2 separate regions of the Homo sapiens genome follow, and region 2 is linked to region 1. A link is a contact called in ENCODE Hi-C data. All regions are on one chromosome and are shown on one strand. Each heading gives the region's core, a stretch centred on a gene start or an enhancer-like site at or near the end of the contact. The rest is flanking DNA. Distances are from core to core; before and after follow the strand shown.

The links. A loop is a pair of places that touch in the nucleus more often than their neighbours do. Pooled maps may share reads with other maps.
Region 2: a map of OCI-LY7 shows a loop between it and region 1 (2.8-fold over the local background). The contact joins the enhancer-like site here to the promoter of CLN5 in region 1. A Hi-C loop is called at or near these places in 2 of 168 maps with a recorded cell type or tissue (GM12878 and OCI-LY7) and 4 of 50 pooled maps.

The regions. Positions count from the first base shown.
Region 1 is chr13:76,990,493-76,995,960 of GRCh38, reverse strand. CLN5 (CLN5 lysosomal BMP synthase) reads right to left here and starts at 3,880. Exons shown (of 4, transcript NM_006493.4): 1 at 3,690-3,880; 2 at 733-898; 3 at 1-59. The coding sequence starts at 3,862. RefSeq lists an enhancer at 2,376-3,575 and silencers at 3,597-3,836, 4,297-4,366, 4,457-4,546.
Region 2 is chr13:77,505,723-77,511,045 of GRCh38, reverse strand. No RefSeq gene overlaps it. Among named protein-coding and RNA genes, the nearest start is that of SCEL, 27 kb to the left of the region's middle. Within about 2 kb of position 2,950, at least 4 of the 41 ENCODE cell types and tissues checked have a DNase peak (open chromatin) inside an H3K27ac peak, as active enhancers do.

The DNA of each region.
Region 1 (5,468 bases), core at 2,631-5,130:
ATTGTGTAGTTCTTGCCAGTTAATGTACTTCTGAATCCAATGGCATCATGCATAATTTTCTGTGTAAAGACAGTACATGTATAAAAGCAACTGTGACACAACCATGGGTCCAGGTAACCTGATAGGAGAAAATGTGGCACATCACAAATGCATATCAAGTAGAACAACTGTTCAGCTGTTCTTCCATGCTGCTACTGTCATATCCACTCTGTGGCCCCAAACTCCAGGCCCTCATCCACCCCAGCTTTGGCCACTACACCCCTATTTGGCTCATCTCAAATAGGAGGCCTGCATGTTATGTGGACAAGCTGATAATTTCCTTAGAGCTTAGAATAAGTGTGAGGAGCCCCCATGCCAGTCTCTGGAAGCAGCTCTACAGACCTCACATGGTGATGGGTTAACCTGGAAAAGTGACTACAACAGAGTATGGAAATCAAGAGGTGTTACCTGCCTGCCCTGCCACTTCTGGGCCTCTTCTCACCTTCCAGGAGCTAGGTACAGGAGCTGGTTTCAGATTCATAATATTACAATGGATAATGGTGATTACATTTGTTGTTGTCAAGATTACAAAATCTGATAGTAACTATTTTTGACTACTCATTTTAAATGTACTAAGACAAACACCAACATGATCTAAAGTCAGCCATCTAAATAGTGATTACTCCTTAAAAATCAACTTAATAACCAAATCATTGAATTAACCAAAGTTATAAGACCAAGATGCATCCTTACCAAGTGTCCCAGGAGGTCTCCATATTTAAATTCCCATACTGGGGCTTGTAATCGAAAAACTTCAATGTCATCATCACCCTCCATAACTGGGATAGGTGAGCCAGTTGGACAGAAAGTATACTTAGCTTGACAATAAGGATCAGGTTTTGGACGGAAGTCAAAGCGCCTAATAAAGAAAAAGAAACCATCTACTTAGATTCTAAAATGAATCTGATTCTTCTCACGTCTTTTAGAATCCAGTAACATTTTTAGGGGACCATTCAAAGGTCGGACCATAGTTAATAAATATAAACACACATTTTGTTATCTTGTGAACAAACTTCCAATAATGTTTTTAATAGCAAATGATAAACTAAAAGCACTCTGATAAATACGGGCTTCCCTGTTCCCTGATCCCACTGTGAAAATTTTGAAGACAGGAATTTTGTCTTAAAATTTTTATAGCTCCAGATCATAGTAGACATTTGCAAATGTTTACAGAATAAATGAACATTTTTCCAATGTGTTCAATTTTACAAACAGTCCATACATTAAGATTATTCAGATAATTATGAGTAACAGAATACATTTTATATTTACTTACGAATTAACATTCATTCAACCAATATTTATTGAGGCTCCACTACATATATAGTGAACTATAGTAAGAAGGAGGGAAACAAAAATTAAAACACTGTTCCCTTTCTCATGGAACTGTGGGTGGGAGCTGGAAAGACACTGAACAAGTAATGAGTGTGGTATGTGCTAGACTAAAGGAATGAGTCCTATGGGCACACAGGAAGGACAAATCATTGTTAACCAGGTATGGGATGAATGGGGTGGGGAGGGCAAAGAAAGAGATGAAGGCCGGGCCTAGGTTTTTAATGTAGTTGATTAGAAGGTTAAGACAGAAAGGCAGAGGAAATGTTAAGTATTGTAAGACAAGCCTGGCACATTTGGTCTCCGGTAGGTACGGAAGACTGGATTTCAGGCCTCGACGCAGGAATGGAGACGGAAGAGACTGGCAGGGGCTGTCATTTTGTCACTAGGAGAATGTGCATGGAATTCCCTGCCTTATAATTGGGGAGGGCTAAACTTAAAGGATGTTAAGTAGCAGATCTGACAGGACTGAATTTGCTATAAAGTAAACCTTATTTCACGAATTAAAAGAGGGTATGGAGAGAGGCCAAATAAAACATGAGAGATCAGTTAGAAGGTGACCTCAACAATGCAGGCAAGAAAAGAAGACCGGAGAAGGCCACAGCAATAGGACTCGAGGGGCACTGCAGCTGAATTCAGCTCAACAGACACACTGGTCACCTATAATCTGGCACTGGGAAAGAAAGAAGTGGTGGCGACAACAGCTTCTATCTAAGAATCCTAGATCCCCAAGGTTGTAGCCAGATCTAACAAATCTTAACAAATCAACAAAAATTTCTATTTTAACTTAAGAAGTTAAAATCTTTATGCTAATCGAAACTATTAACGACGCTCCCAAAAGTTTCTGCTACTTGGGTACAGTGTTTTATAGGCACTTACCTGGTTTAAACAAATACATAATCACATGGAGATTTCACTGACACAGCAAAATCTATTTTAGTTCAAAGGTAATTTAAGTGTGAACTTAATAAACTTAAATATTATATTCAATTGAGGGAATTAGATGGGAGCACGTACTTAATATCTGAGACTTAAAAAAAAAATCCACTAAAAAGCCATAGTCAACACCTTGCCCTAATGTTAAATCAAATCGTTTGGATTTACAATTCTTGTTCTATTGAGTAATTTTGACTTCTTACAAACATTTTATTATTAACATTTTCCAGAAAACTAGCTTCAACCACAAACTTCTCTTTCCACGTAGTATATCACACAAAACAAAAAAGTGTTGTAAACATTTCAGTGAGCAGAATACACTATCTAGGTTTGACAACAGCTGGCATTTTACTAGATTTAATCCTTCCAGCAAACCTATGAGGTACGTGCTACCACTATTCCTATTTTTTGACTCAGGGCATGTGGGCACAGAGATTCTGAGTAACTTTCCCAAGATCCCTGGTGATGACAGAGCCAGATTTGACCCGCAGCAGGCAGAACTCCTTCCCACTCATACTGTCATACAAAATAGCTGTTTTTTTCAGGTTTGTTGTGTGCAGTTTTAGCTGTTGATTACTTATGCTAGTAAGTTAAAATTATGTCCAATGATGCTTTTGGTTTAAAGAAAAATAGCTGTTTTCAAAAACTGCTGGTCTTTCTCCTGCCTGATGTTGACACCATGTTTTCTTTCTCTGTGTTTAGCTATCTCTGACCGCCGGAGGCTGTGTCTTCTCTGTCAAAGGCTGGAATCGACCTCCCAGGTGTGCGGGCTCTGTCCCCGACTTAGGACCGGCGTCCTACCTCCAGGCTGAAGACTGGACAAAAGCGGTGACAATCTTCCCGGTCTAACCAGGACTGCAGGAGACGGGGATTCCCGGGATGCGCGACTTTTGAGGGCAAAACTGGGAAGTCCCAATAAGGACTTCGGATCAGGTTCTGATCAGGTTCAAACCAGAGCGAGTTGGTCGCCCAGTAAATTGTACCAAATGTTCCGCGGTAATAACTAACGACAGTGCATGATATAAATAAATGCGATAGACAGTGTTTTTAAACTACTCAAGAAATCAGCTACTTGTACCCAGAAGTCCCTCCATTAAATAACATTACTCTCCTTTTCTTCTTCCACGATTCAGGACTGTCCTGAGTCTGCCGCAAGTGACCAGAGGGGACGAAAGGTCCCAGGGCTGCACGTAACGAGCGGCTGCGACTCCCCAGTCCTCAACTTTGCTCTCAAGTGCGCTCCGAGCGTCACCCGGCGCTGTCCCCGCACCATCTCGTGACCCGACACAAACCACGGTGAGCAGGGGTCCCCGCCCCAGCACCCCATCCCCCATCGTCAACGCCGACCCCAACCCCGACAGTGCGCGCGCCGCCGCACTCACTTGTAGGGCACCGGCCAGTGGCGCCGGGAGGGGATGCCCGAGACCCGGGACCAGCCCGGAACCACCGCGAGCCAAAGCAGCGCCAGGGCCCAGCACCAGGAAGCGCGTCCCCGAGCCGCGCCCGCGCCCCGCCGCATCTCGGCGCCCTGTGCCGTGTCTACCTCCTGCGCCATCAGGCTGCACCCAGTACTTCCGGAGCCTCTCGAGGCCTGCGACGCCGGTGGGAGGAGCATGCGCGGAGCCGCCAGTCCGGGACGCGGGGCGCCTTGCCCCTGCGCGTCAGCTCCAGAGCTTGGCCCCAAGCGCAGGTTCCGGCGCATGACACCTCCCCGCGCCCGGCCCGCGGCGGCTTCCACACTTTGCAGTCCAGGAAGGTGCTTTGGTCTGGCTCCCAGGAGAATTCGATCCAGACCTGGGGCGTCATCTTTTATGAATTGACCTGTCCTTGCCCAAAAGCCACCACCAAAACCAAAAATCTGTCACCGGGGCTCCTCCCAACACCGAACTTTTACCCCATCCCACAGGGCCCACGCTAGGTGTCAACAAACGTTGAGTGAACGAGAATGTGTATTTGGAGCTGAGGGTGCAGGGCTGGGGGTGCAGTGAGGAAGAAGGGACAATAGTGCGGAAATGGCTCGTCGTCACCCGACCTGGGCCAGTCATAACAGTGGTTAACACTGACAATATGTGGTCCCTGCCACTCCCCAAGTGCTTAGTGGGGAAATGACTCGTCCTCACTCGACCTGGGCCAGTGATAACAGTGGTTAACACCGACAATATGTGGTCCCTGCCACTACCCGAGTGCTGCCGAATCTACCCCCTCCCCTACCGCTCCCCTCACAGGCAGGTGTTCCTTGCTTGGATCTGTCACTTCACTGGAAAGAAGTTTCTGCATCACCTTCTCTTCTTTGACTCTTCAACTAGGTCAAGAAAACAATGGCATCAATTACCCGGCTTTTGAGGAGCCTCTTGTGGCATGCTTTGCTGTTAGGCACAAATACTGACTTAAGTCTATACGTAGTACATTCAGGGCCTTGCCATAGTCACTTGTTTTTACCAGACAGCAGTTTTGCAGGGCCTTAGACCGGGACTTTCCAATTCCTTCACTTCACCCACAACTCGTGTGAAGCATCATAATGTTTGTAAGCCTATGGGAATAAGCAAGGTGGCTTCGGTAGCCGGAGATGACCACCACAATCCATTGGAGGATATGTAGCTTGTGGGGGTGTCACTGACTTCCTTGGGCCCTCCAGGTCTCTTGATTACATATGGGACTCAGTACCCTGCCCCAAACACACACTCCTTTGCCCACTTGCTGCTCCAGGTTTGGGGGTTTTGCGGAGGTTCAGGCTGGGCTGCATTTTACCATACGTTTGTCTAAGCGTTTTGATAGCTACCTAGCTCTCCTCCGTATACTATGGCCAAATTCAAAATTACCAAGGCTAAACTGGCTTCTTCAAAGACCTGCCCAAGATAAGAGGGGGAAGCATTCTAGCCCTGAGAGCTGAAATGTAATGTCTGATTTGAAGGGCACCTGAAGGATTCCGTGGCCCCACACTTGAGCCTAGCTTAAAAAGCAATCAGCAGGAACAGCTTTAAAAAAAAAAAAAAACATTGATTAGAGCATTTACAAATCCTGGAACCATACACAGTATGATGTATGAGGGCCACAGTAGATGGCCTCAACAACCAGAGCCTCCGTGGCTGCCTGGAGAGCGGTGATGCAGGCAGCAGCTTCATGAGATATTTGCAGTTTAATCCAGTCATCTGCAAGCACAA
Region 2 (5,323 bases), core at 1,701-4,200, 520 kb before region 1:
AATCCCAGCACTTTTGGAGCCTGAGGCAGGTGGATCACTTGAGCCCAGGAATTTGAGACCAGCCTGGGCAACAGGGTGAGACCCTGTCCCTACAAGAAATAATTTTTTAAAAACACCTGGACATTATGATGCATGCTTGTGGTCCCTGCTACTCAGGAGGCTGAAGTAGGAGGATCACTTGAGCCTGGGAGATCGAGGCTGCAGTGAGCCAACATTATGCCACTGCACTCCAGCCAGGGCAACAGAGTGAGCCCTTGTCTCAAAAAATAATAATAATAATAATAATAATAATTCTAATGACATATGCAGTAACACCAAATATTCTTCCATGGATTCCTCATCTCTCTCCTGTAACCTGGACAACTCCTCCTGTTTGTCCTTTAAAATAATCTGCCAAAGCATTATTTCCTCTATGAATACCTTTGGCAACACTTTTCTCTAAAAAGAAACTCTTAATATACCTTTCATGTCATCTGAAATTGCATTTATACCTTAGTAACAGAGTGAAAGTAGCAGTGACTTAAACTAGACAGAAATGCATTTCTACACCCAACTTGAGGGAGAGTCAATCCAGGGTTCTGCTCAGTAATCAGTGTCCAGGGTCCTTCTATCTTTGTTCCCTGACATCCTTTGTACATGACTTCCATGCTTAAGATCACATCATGCTTCAGGGTGTCTGCTAGAGCTACAGCCAACACATCCGCATTCCACAACCACATCACGTCCACATTCCAGCTAGCAAGCCCCAGTCATTTCTCCCCAAGCTAAGGGAACTTTTCCCCAAATTCAACCCAAAAACTTTCATTTGCATATTATTAGCCAGAATTTAGTCCATGGTCACACGCAGCTACAAGAGAGGATAGAAAAATGGGGCCTTCAGCTGGATATTTTGCCACCTGGTATAGAATCGGGTTTCTGCTATAAGAAAGAGAAGAAGAATTAATACTGGGTGGGCAATTATCAGTCTATGAACACCTCCCATTGTGATATTCACCATTATTTTATACATCTTCCATTATGTCACATTTTCTTTGTTTTCATGTCAATATGGCAAACTACAGGATAAATTTTTAGATATGAAATGTCTATATTCATGTCTAGTCCCCTGATGCTAGCTCAGGCCAGTCACATGGTAATTGCTCGTGTAAGGTTGAGGAAATTAAGTGAACTGATAGGCAGCCATTCGAGATATTCCAAATGAGTACAATTTACATTCCACACAAGTATCATTCAATCATGGAAGACTTTGAGAACTGACTTCTCAAAGTTTAATTTGGTTATAAAATCTGAGTTAATTTTGGCAGTGACAAAATTCCCTGATGATTATAGGTCATAGAATGTAGAAGATATCATACAACAGAAGGTTTTAACAGAAAAATATAATTCTTTTCCTTAGCCTCAATGACTCTGCCCTCTTTTGTCTCTAAATGCTGAGAGTTCCTTCATTTCAATGTTAAAACATTTAATGTTAAGTGATTTCTAACCTCATGTAACCAATCTATAAGGAAGTGGGTTCAGGAACAATTTAAATGGCATTCTCAACAATGAGCAGCATAATAGGAAACAGGAAGCAAAGATGTCAGATTTCTAAGTGATGTTTCATCTTCTCAAGCATATGATTCTTGGCAGAACCCAACCGATCTTCAGAAACGAGAAAAAGGTCAATCTTTCTATGTGAAAGCACTTAACTGGAAAAGAATTTTCATCCACAGGAAGAAAAAACCTTCTGTAGTTGTGCTTTTACTATGTGTCAGGCAAGTTGCCAGATACTAGAGGCAGAATGGCATAAAAGAAAGAAAAGACCCTTAATTTTATGGAATCTTTAGCCTCATAGAGTTCTTCCAGCTAGTAAGTAGTAGAGTATGTTTTCAAAGATTGTCTGCCTTTAAAACCCACGCACTTCACTTGATCTTAGCCAAAAGGCCAGGAAGCAATAACTCACTCACTTGACCACTGTATTTTTGGATTAAGAATTAGTCCTTCTTATACATTTCTATCTTAAATTTTGGGTCTACAACCACATGAGAGCTTAAAATCCTAAACCGTTACATTCAGTACTTATGATTTCCATTGAAAAATGAAATTGGTGGTAATGGTAATTGAACTGGAATAACTTTTTTAAGTAAAACAGAATGTTCATTGATATTTTCTCTCGTTTTAAAGGCTCACTTCACTGAGTTCTATATAAATAAGTTACCAAAATTTTGGAGTTCTCAGATTGCTCTATGATCATCTCAACATAGCAAGCAACACTCAACTGCAAAGCAATCATTTGGATATTCTTTTTCTACTTGACAGCAAAAATTCATATTCAATTTTTTTCCCTAAGTTACCCAGAAAAGTTGGCACTGTGGGCAGCCTCAGCACAGTTGCCAGACATACTGGGGAAAAAAAATTACCCGAAAGAAAAGGTGGGGCTTCAGAAGTAAAACAAAAGCCATGCCAAGAAAGATAAACACACACCCTCCTTTGAAGATTATTGCCAAGTGTCTTTAAAATCATGCCAAAGAAAGCATCCCATCCAGGTTTACTTCATCTCAATCTCTCCTGTTCTAACTCTAAATAAGCAGGCTGTCACTTGCAGCTCAACAATTCTACCTTGAGCTTTAAAAAGGTATTAAAGAACTTATTGCCTGAAATCAGAGCACTGTTTTTACTGTGTTGCCTGATTCTTATCTGATGGAGAACAGTCAAGAATGGAATATAAGGCGTCTGGTCACATATTTGAGACCACAAAAGATCAGGGTGGGACAACCTCACAGTACATCATGTGTTCCCCAGATGGTCCATTGAGTACCTTCTTCTTTGAGAAAAAAACAAAAGCATCCCTTACTGGTTGTCACACGTACATTCTCTAATTAATAATAGGTCTATCACTATGGGAAGTTGTCCAGCCTGAAATGTGAGATCATCAAACCCTAGAAAAGCCATAAAAATATCATTTCGCTATGTATACCCGGCATTCTGCCAAAAGAAATTGTAAGTGCCTCTGAATCACTGCTCCAGAGCACCAGCCCACAGTGACCACAAAGCATATGCAGTCTCACCTAGAATGATCAGCAAGATAATAATTCTCCCTGGTAATAACACTTGCTGTGGTTGCAAGCCCTGATCATTGTTCTCTTTTTTAAAACTAGGGGAGAGACAAATGCTCATGAGTAACTGTAAATGTGACAAAGGATGATGTCTCCAGGTCAAAAATGGACTACGTAGTCCATTTTTTATGCATTTCCCCCTTCTTAAAAATTACTATGAGTTACGCCTGTAATCCCAGCACTTTGGGAGGCCGAGGCGGGCGGATCACGAGGTCAGGAGATCGAGACCACCCCGGCTAAAACGGTGAAACCCCGTCTCTACTAAAAATACAAAAAATTAGCCGGGCGTAGTGGCGGGCGCCTGTAGTCCCAGCTACTTGGGAGGCTGAGGCAGGAGAATGGCGTGAACCCGGGAGGCGGAGCTTGCAGTGAGCCGAGATTGCGCCACTGCACTCCAGCCTGGGCGACAGAGCGAGACTCCGTCTCAAAAAAAAAAAAAAAAAAAAAAAAATTACTATGAGTTATTGCATAACAAAGTAAATTAAGTGATTATATTAAGTCATTTTAGTTAAAAATTGTTCCAACTTGAGCCTAATGCCTGCCTATGATTATAGTTTGTAGCCCTATTAAATTCAGGACCACCCCCCGCCAAGCCAAAAAAAATTTTTTAAAAAAATAAGAACTAGGCAGAAGACATGGAAACAAACACAATCACAATCATCTGCTTGGTTCTGAAATCTGAGTATGACCAAGAAGAGGTGTTTAGCGGTATTGGTGGGATCGCGGAGTACAGGGGATTCAGGACTTTATGTCCTAAAAAGGAGCAGTAGTACCCAAGTTCTAAAAGGGACAATAAGAATGAATCTAATCAATTTCTTTTTAATGAATAAATTAATTGAATTGGACATCTCCATATAAAATACCCATGCACTTTTCACTTTGGGGCACTAGAGGGAAACAAAGTAAGAAAAATAATGAAGCCTTGTGTATCAAGCTGCTAAAAGAATACTTTTTTTTTCCATGTTCATGAACTCTTCTGTTACTTTTGGTGGGAAATGGTATTCACATGGTAGCCTAGTTTAAAAAAATACCATTTTGGATTTGATCTCACAATACTTCAAGCCCACTTACCAGGAACAAACCTACAGCCAGAACCTCAAAAGGTCCATTATCTTTGGTTAAGTCAGAAAAAAAAAAAAAAGTGAAGCAGTAAGTCAGCTTTGAGAAGGATGCAGGTGACAGAAGCCTATTATTTAAGGCTTAATTAAATTCTTTTTAGGAAATTACTTTCCCAATTACATGTAAGAACACATTTTTCAATGTTATGAGGGTGGGAAGAGGGAGAGGTTCAGAAAACAAACAAACAAAAAGCAGTTGGGTACTATGATTAGTAACGGGTGACAAAATAATCTGTACACCAAACCCTCAAGTAATGAGTTTACACATATAACAGACCTGCACATGTACCCCAGAACCTAAAAGTTAAAATATAAAAAAAAGAGCAGGAGGCAGCAATCCACTTCTGACTTTAGCTTCCTTTTTAAAGTGCACCAATAGGAATGTCACTGCTTTCAGAAATGGAAGAAAAAGAAGCACTATAATTTAGTACACACATTTCATTGCCATCTTCTCATAAATAAAAAGTGTTCTGGGATTTCTTTTGTTTGTTTGTTTTATGTTTTTTGAGATGGAGTCTCGCTCTGTCGCCCAGGCTGGAGTGCAGTGGCGAGATCTCGGCTCACTACAAGCTCTGCCTCCCAGGGTTCACGCCATTCTCCTGCCTCAGCCTCCCGAGTAGCTGGGACTACAGGCGCCCGCCACCACGCCCAGCTAATTTTTTGTATTCTTAGTAGATATGGGGTTTCACCGCGTTAGGCAGGATGGTCTCGATCTCCTGACCTTGTGATCCGCCTGCCTCGGCCTCCCAAAGCACTAGGATTACAGGCGTGAGCCACTGCACCCGGCCGTGTTCTGGGATTTCTGTTGCTGATGATAATAAATATCAGGGAGCTCTTTGGGGAGTCTCCAGTCTTCAACCCTCCCTACTGTGGTCCACTTCCCTCTTCAAATGGACAAAATTTCAGGTGAAGGAAGCCTTATTTTCTAACTACTATGACAGTGATTATTTTTAATCATGTTTTATATATGGAATATTTTTATGGTTAGTTTAATATTGAGGTGATGATAATGTTTGAATTTGAACTTGTCATACCCCTCAATTCAATCAATTTTCAAATCTAGGGATTAGTCTTACTGAAAGGAAAAAACCCCACTGGGTTCCTGTAAAT